Linked DNA regions of Homo sapiens: region 2 is linked to region 1. The links are chromatin contacts, found by Hi-C or POLR2A ChIA-PET in ENCODE. All regions are on one chromosome and are shown on one strand. The core of a region is the stretch at or near the end of the contact, and the rest is flanking DNA. Distances in the headings are between cores, read along the strand shown.

Region 1 (3,630 bases), core at 115-2,614:
CTCTGTCTCAAAAAAAAAAAAAAAAGGAGAGAGGTCTAAACAATTTTGATTTTTAAAAAAAATTAAAGGATTATTTCAAAAATTCTTATAAGGCTGCAGTAATCAGCTTTGTATATAGCACTACATATCCCCCTCAATGGCTAAAATGTAAAAGACTGGCAATATTAAGTGTTGGTGAGGATATGGGAGGAAATGGAACTTTCATAGATGCAGATGAGGATGCAATTTTTCAGGCACTTTACAAAACAGTTTGGCAGTTTCTGATAAAGTTAAACATATACTTACCATATGACTTAGAAATCCCACTCCTAGGTATTTACCTAAGAGAAATAAAAACGCATATCTACACAAATATTTATATGTCAATGCTCATAGCAGCTTTAGTCATAAATTCCTGTCCTTCAACAGGTAAATGAGTAAACATATTATAGCATCTTCATACAACAGATAATTACTGAGCCATAAAAATGAAAAAACTACCCACACATGCAGCAGCGTGAATGAATCTCAAAAGCATCATGGTAAGTGAAAGATGCCAGATACAAAAAAACTACTTACTGTGTGATTTAATTTATATGAAATTCTAGAAAATGCAAATTATAGTGATTAAAAAGCAGGTTGCTGGTTGCTAGGGGTCGGGGAAGAGGTAAGGAATTCACTGAAAATAAAAGAGGGATCTTTTGGAGGTGTTGGAATGTTCTATATTATGATTGGGGTAGTGGTTATAAGACTTTATACATTTGTCTAAACTCGTTGAACTGTATACTTAAAATTGATTTTACCACATTAAATTATGTCTCAATAAAGCTGACAAAAAAATAAATATACTGAAATCGGTAAGTAGACCAAAGAGGCAGGCAGAAGACAATCCACTAGGGAAAATATTCAAACTTCTATAATTAAATCATCTCTTAAAGTATTTATTTTGGTTTATATTTCATAGTAGACACAATATCTATACATTAGCATATGTATATAATTTATAAATAAATATTCATATGTTGAGGCACATACTCAATTTGTTTTCACTGATAGGGATGAAACTCTCAAAACATCTGGAGAGTTCAGAGTTGCTTGCTATAAGCCTGGCAGGGCAATTTCAGTGCCATGGTAGAAGCAGAAACCAGACTGTAACTGGAGTTGAGCAGTGGAGATAGCAGGCAAACATCTTTCAAGATATTTGGTGGCGGGCACCAAAACCAAGGAGGCAAAAACAGTGACCTCTGGTCGTCCTCACTGCTCATTATATGCTAATTATAATGTATTAGCATGCTAAGAGACACTCCCACTAGAGCCATGACAGTTTACAAACGCCATAGCAATGTCAGGAAGTTACCCTATATGGTTTTAAAAGGGGAAGAACCCTCAGTTCCAGGAATTGCCCAACCCCTTTCCCAGAAAACTCATGAATAATCCACCCTTTTTTAGCATAAAAATCAAGAAATAATTATAAGCACCATTAGTCCAGCAGCCCAAGTTGCTGCTCTGCATATGGAGTAGCCATTCTTTATTTCTTTGCTTTCCTAATAAACATGCTTTCGCTTAAAACAACAACAAAAAAAGACATTTGGTAGAGAGGAAGGGTACGGATAGTTACAAGGAGAGTGGAAAGTTGTGGGAAGGTGATTATTTTTAGGATGGGTCATTTTAGTATAGATTTAGAGGAAGGAGTTAGAAAACACAGACTGATGAAACAGGAGGGAGAGAGAAGGAAATATTGTGGATGAAGTTCCCAGAGTTTGCAGGAGGAGTTGGTTCTGGGGTCTCAGTGAAGAACTGAGAGAGAGAAAGCTGTGATGTTGCTGGTCTCATTTTTTACTGATTACTAAGCAAGGTCATCAGTGAATGGAATGTGATAAGGCAGGGTAAAGTAGAAGTCATCTTTAGAAAAATGAGCCTGAGAAATAATATCCGGAACGACTAGAACCCTCACTCCCAACACACACACTAGTAAACAAGTAGTTGTGAAACAGCAGCTGAGTCTCTACTATTGATATGGTTTGGATTTGTGTCTCCACCCAAATCTCAGGTCAAATTGTAATCCCCAGTGTTGGAGGAGGGGCCTGGTAGGAAGTGACTGGATCACGGGGGTGGATTTTTCCCTTGTTCTTGTGATAGTGAGTTCTCATGAGATTTGGTTGTTTAAAAATGTGTAGCACCTCTCCCTTGTCTTCCTCCTGCACCAGCCATGTAGGACAGACATGCCTGCTTCCCCTTTGCCTTCCACCATGACTGTAAGTTTCCTGAGGCCTCCCTAGCCATGCTTCCTATAGAGCCTGTGGAACCGTAAGGCAATTAAACTTCTTTTCTTTATAAATTAAGTCTCAGGTAGTTTTCTTTATAAATTAAGTCTCAGGTAGTTTTCTTTATAAATTAAGTCTCGGGTAGTTCTTTATAGCAATCCAAGAACAGATTAATACAACCATCCAGTTATTTTTATGGTGCTGGTGCCATTGTACACTCTCATTTCTGAACTAACCCTTAGATGCTTGACAGGAGTTAGCTGCTTAAACTTGGCACGAAAGGAAATGTCTCCTTATGCCTACTCCAGCAACAAATGGCCCCAGTAAGTGGAAGGTGGTAGGGATTTAAGTGGAAACTGGTGAGCTGATATCTTTAACCCGGGGTCCCTTTGTAATTTACCCATCGCCCACCCGATCTTGGACCAAGTTTTCCCATTATGCCTCAGAAGCTAATTTTGGTCCTACTGGTCAGTGCTGCTCTGGGTGTGGTGGCTGTGTGGGTGGGGACCACCAGGAAGTAAAGGAAGTGGGACTGGTGAATCAGGTGGGGCCCTCCTTCAACACAGCCTGACTCACCCAGGAGCATGGGAATAGGGGCTTCAGGGCTGGCGGCGCCACCTCTGAGCAGCACCAGGGCCTTGAGGGGCATCATTAGTGGTTGCAGATGCTTACCCAGCACTTCTTGCAGGATGGCCTGGGGCCTGCCCACATGCCATTTGGGTAATTATGTCCTATTTACCCTCCTGCAGATTCAATGAACTGACCATGGACTTCCTGACGACCTCTCTGAATGCTGCCCCTAGTGACATAGCAGGTTGAGCCTTAAAGATGGTGCTTCTTCCACATGTTCTCACTTATAAGTGGGAGCTGAACAATGAGAACACACGGACACAGGGAGGGAAAAAACACACCCTGGGGCCTGTGGTGGGAGCAGGGGCAGAGGGGGCAGTATCAGGATAAATAGGTAATGCATGGGGGGCTAAATACCTAAGTGATGGGTTGATAGGTGCAGCAAACTACCATGGCACACATTTACCTATATAACAAATCTGCATGTCCTGCACAAGTATCCTGGAACTTAAAATTTAAAAAAATAAAAATAAATAAAAAGATGGTGATTCTTGCCAAACCCCTCCAACCCTCTTTCCTCCCTACTCTATGCTGGAGGATTCAACAGGACTTAGTGGAAGGGCCTCTGGCCACCCTCTCTGTTCAGTTCATCAGCTACAATGTGTCTTTTCCCCAAGAAATCCAGACAGCCTCTTTTGCTAGTGTCAATGCATGATATAGAGGACTTCTTGTTTCTCTACCTCTAGTAATGCTACCTTTTTTTTTTTTTTTTTTTTTTTTTTTTGCTCCAAAGAAACAACCCTCCTTCACTTTTTAG
Region 2 (4,074 bases), core at 1,367-3,866, 57 kb after region 1:
CACTCCAGCCTCCAGCCTGGGGAAGGAAGGAAGGAAGGAAGGAAGGAAGGAAGGAAGGAAGGAAGGAAGGAAGGAAGGAAGGAAGGAAGGAAGGAAGGAGGGAAGGAAGGAGGGAAGGAAGGAGAGAAGGAAAGGGAAGGAAAGGGAAAGAAAGGGAAGGAAAGGGAAGGGAGGGAAGGGAGGAAAAGAAGGAAAAGAAAGGAAAGAAAGAACCAAGCATGGGGTGTGCCACGTGCCTGTAGTCCCAGTTACTTGGGAGGCTGAGGTGGGAGGATCTCCTGAGCCCAGGAAGTAGAGGCTGCAGTGAGCCAAGATCACGCCACTGCACTCCAGCCTGGGAACATATCTCATGTGATGAGGACAGCCTGTTAGGTTTTGTTCCCCAGACATAATTCTCCATATCTCAACCGGGGATCCTGAGCACACAGCAACCTAGTACTTTCCTCTTCTCTTTCCCTAGTTAGCTTGCAGCTGTTGCCTCAGTAAACCAGCTCTCCAGGACATCCTTCCAGAACTGTGTGCCAGAGTCAGGCAGCCTGACCCAAAAGGGCCAGACACTCTGGCACGTGTCTCCTCAGCCAGACCCCAGAACTCAAAATCCCCTCCTACGAAGGAAGAGAAAAACAACACAGGCTCCCACCAGCCAAAAAAGAACGACAGAAGGAAAGCACAGAATCTGTCCCCTTCTCCTTCTGCCCCATCCTTTTCACATCACATCAAGCCAAGCTGTCTTTGGGGAACAGACAAGATGCAACAGGCAGTTAGACTGGCCCACCCTGGCTAACAAGGCCATCTGACTTCACCAGCAGAACCCCCTTCCAGGTTCAGGGGAAGGGGGCTCAGGGGCTGTATATTTGACAGCAGAAAGAATCGGCTGTGATTTGGGGACTAACATCATACTAGCTGCCCAGCTACCCACAGCTGTGCTGGGAATGTGGCTCTACCAGGAACACTGCTACAGCCAGTCAAGTGTGTCACAGCCCACTTCCATCACCACATTTACGGTCTTCTCTAATGCAGTCAATCTGACAGACAGAAGTCGGAGTGAAAACTGTGCAGATGCCTGCGCTGATCCCATGAGACATTACCAATTTTGTTTTTCCCACATTGTGCACCCAAGATTTCAGAAAAATTCCTTACCTTTCACTAGTCAGAGAGCCGCCTTTTCCATCTGTTGGGGATGCTTTCTTTTCTCTTTCATTAATGCAAATATCACCAGAGCAGTGATTAAAGCGAAGATACAATTTTGAGTTAGTTGTCTATCTTTGGACCTAGAAGGAGACTGCAATGAAAAGTGGATTCTTTCTGGAAACCTAATGGATTATTTTTCCCTGACCCCTGATAACTTACTTTCCTAATCTACAGGACATCCCCCCTACCTGCCTTTACATTAACTTCCCTAGGCGGGAAGAAAAAGACATTTCTGGTTGTGGGAGGGAGGAGGTGGTGGTGAAACAAGCAAATACAGTGAGGCTCCCCTGGCCCCCATCTGTTCCAAATCTTCCCCTCACAGGATGTCATGTCTGAAAAGCAAGAAAAATATTCCTTCCTCTTCCAACATTCAGCAGAATCTTGCATGCAAAGAGAAGAATGTCTCGTTACTCTGTGGGTTCTCATCTGCTTTTTAACTCACAAATTGCCGAATTACACTAGCCCCTCCACCCTCTCCCTCTCTCCCAGTAAAACCCCAGGGGCAGCAGGGCTCAGCACCAGCGAGGAGCTAGCTCCCCACCATACCACCATACCTCTGGCACAAAGGATTAGTTCTCCTGAGCCTGGCCAATGACTTTTGCAGATTTCTAAGCTGAAGACAGGCCAGAGAGCTGTCAGAGCCCCCAGAGGAAGTGAGGCCACCCCCAGGGGGTAAAAGGAGTGGGCTCAGAATTCCCCACTTTTGACCCTGCACTCTCCCTCTCCCCAGCTTCTAGGCACTTTGCATATGGAAGTGCACAGGCAGCCAAGTCCTGGGCATTTGAACAGGAAGGATGTTCCTCAGTAGCTCACAAGGACCCTAACTGCTGCATTTCCAGGACTGGGAGGGCGATATTTATAGAAAGGGCAGCCAGCCAAGCGAGATCAGCTCCAACTTTATTTCAACTAACCCTCTTTTCCATCTTCTGTAGCTCTCCTTCAAGTTAAACAGAGAGGCATTCCTCCCTTTATTGCTTGATTTTTACGCAAGGGCTGAGGCTCTCATTAAAATGATTGAGAAACCCTGACTGAAAAGATGGAAAAGGACCTGCCTGCCTGCCCCTCCCCCTTGGCTCTTAATCTTCCTCTCCTACGTCCCTCTGCCCTGCTTCCCTGCATTCCCCACATGGCACATGCTCCTTCTTATGCCCCTGCAGCACAGAACCCCTTGTGGTCCTGTAGATGAGCAACGCTGTCCCTTACCCTAAATCCAAATTATCCTTCCTCCCAGCTTTCTTTCTCATCCTTTTTTATCACATCCTATAAGGCCTGCATGATCTACTCTCACCCCACCCTCTTCAACCTTATTTCCTATCACTCTTCCCCTACAAACCCCCTCCTCCTCACTGTTGCTCAAACACACTGAACACACCCCTCAGGGCCTTTGTACAGGCTGTTTCCTTTACCCAGAACACACCCTCTAGGGGGGCCATTTGAAAGTCTGGCTCTGACACATGATCCAGATTTCAGCCCTAAAGACCTTGCTAACACTGAGTATTAAAAAGCACTGCAGGCCGGGTGCGGTGGCTCACGCCTGTAATCCCAACACTTTGGGAGGCCAAGGCGGGTGGATCACTTGAGGTCAGGAGTTCAAGACCAGCCTGGCCAACATAGTGAAACCCTGTCTCTATTAAAAATACAAAAATTAGTGAGGCGTGGTGGAGGACGGCTGTAATCCCAGCTACTCAGAATGCTGAGGCAGGAGAATTGATTGAACCTGGGAGACGGAGATTGCAGTGGGCCGAGATCGTGTCGCTACACAGTGAACACTTCACCTCAAAAATAAAACTAAATTAAATTTAAAAAGCACCCCTATGAGCCAAACACAATGACAGGTGCCTGTTGTCCCTGCTAGTAAGGAGGCTGAAGCAGGAGGATTGCTTGGGCCCAGGAGTTCGAGGCTGCAGTGAGCTATGATCAAGCCATTGCACCACAGCTCAGGCAACAGAAGAAGACACCCATCTCAAAAACAAAAAAAGGGCCTAACCTGTCACTCTGTAGCCTCACTATCCCACAGCTGCTTCATTTGCTTCACAGCACCAACAAAGACTCTCTCCTTGACCAAACTTTAGACAGGCTCCTCTAGATCCTCTTCTTCATGTGGCCTGCCTTTAGCAAATAATTCAGCTGAGTCATTCCCCCACCCTCAATATCTGACCAAGTTCCTCATCCCCCACTTTTAATGTGTAAGTCCTTGGCCTGCCTTCCACAGAATCCTGTTGAGTTGGTTTAGCAAGAGTTCCCCTACCCTTCGTGTCTTCTCTTAGTGATTTTCCACCCAATGACCCCCTCACTCTGATTATAAATGCCCAACTAGGTCTTTGCTGGATTCAGTGATGAACTCAACCTCCTTCCTCTATTGCAAAAGTTAACTCCTAGGCCGGGTGCAATGGCTCATGCCTGTAATCTCAGCACTTTGGGAGGATGAGGAGGGTGGATGACCTGAGGTCAGTCAGGAGTTCAAGACCAGCCTGACCACCATGGTGAAACCCTATCTCTACTAAAAATACAAAAATTAGCCAGGTGTGGTGGTATGTGCCTGTAATCCCAGCAACTCAGGAGGCTGAGGCAGGAGAATCGGTTGAACCTGGGAGGCAGAGGGTGCAGTGAGCCGAGATCGCACCACTGCACTCCAGCCTGGGTGACAGAGACTCCATCTCAAAGAAAAAAAAAAGAAAAAAAGTCAACTCCTGTTGCAATAGTCTTGAATAAAGTCTTCCTTACCATAAGTGTTAATTCTTCTTTAATACCACCTGACATCATATGATCTTTTTGTTCATCTTTCTCCCTCCACTGGACTGTAAGTTCCACAATGGCAAGATCTTTATGTGTTTATTCTCTGCTAGATCCTTTGCTTCTAAAATAGTATCTGGGGCTGGGCAT

What was found. Hi-C counts contacts between places; a loop is a spot of excess contacts on that map. ChIA-PET counts read pairs that join two places held with the same protein, here RNA polymerase II (POLR2A).
Region 2: POLR2A ChIA-PET joins it to region 1 with 10 read pairs in HepG2. The contact joins two enhancer-like sites. A Hi-C loop is called at or near these places in 1 of 168 maps with a recorded cell type or tissue (ovary). POLR2A ChIA-PET finds 5 or more read pairs at or near these places in 7 of 52 experiments (AG04450, CD4-positive, alpha-beta T cell, CD8-positive, alpha-beta memory T cell and 4 more).

The regions. Positions count from the first base shown.
Region 1 is chr5:142,444,650-142,448,279 of GRCh38, reverse strand. The region is part of intron 3 of SPRY4-AS1 (SPRY4 antisense RNA 1); the gene reads right to left. Among named protein-coding and RNA genes, the nearest start is that of SPRY4-AS1, 120 kb to the right of the region's middle. Within about 2 kb of position 1,364, at least 4 of the 41 ENCODE cell types and tissues checked have a DNase peak (open chromatin) inside an H3K27ac peak, as active enhancers do.
Region 2 is chr5:142,388,118-142,392,191 of GRCh38, reverse strand. All of the region lies in intron 3 of SPRY4-AS1 (SPRY4 antisense RNA 1), which reads right to left. Among named protein-coding and RNA genes, the nearest start is that of SPRY4-AS1, 65 kb to the right of the region's middle. RefSeq lists enhancers at 1-202, 3,085-3,586. Within about 2 kb of position 2,616, at least 8 of the 41 ENCODE cell types and tissues checked have a DNase peak (open chromatin) inside an H3K27ac peak, as active enhancers do.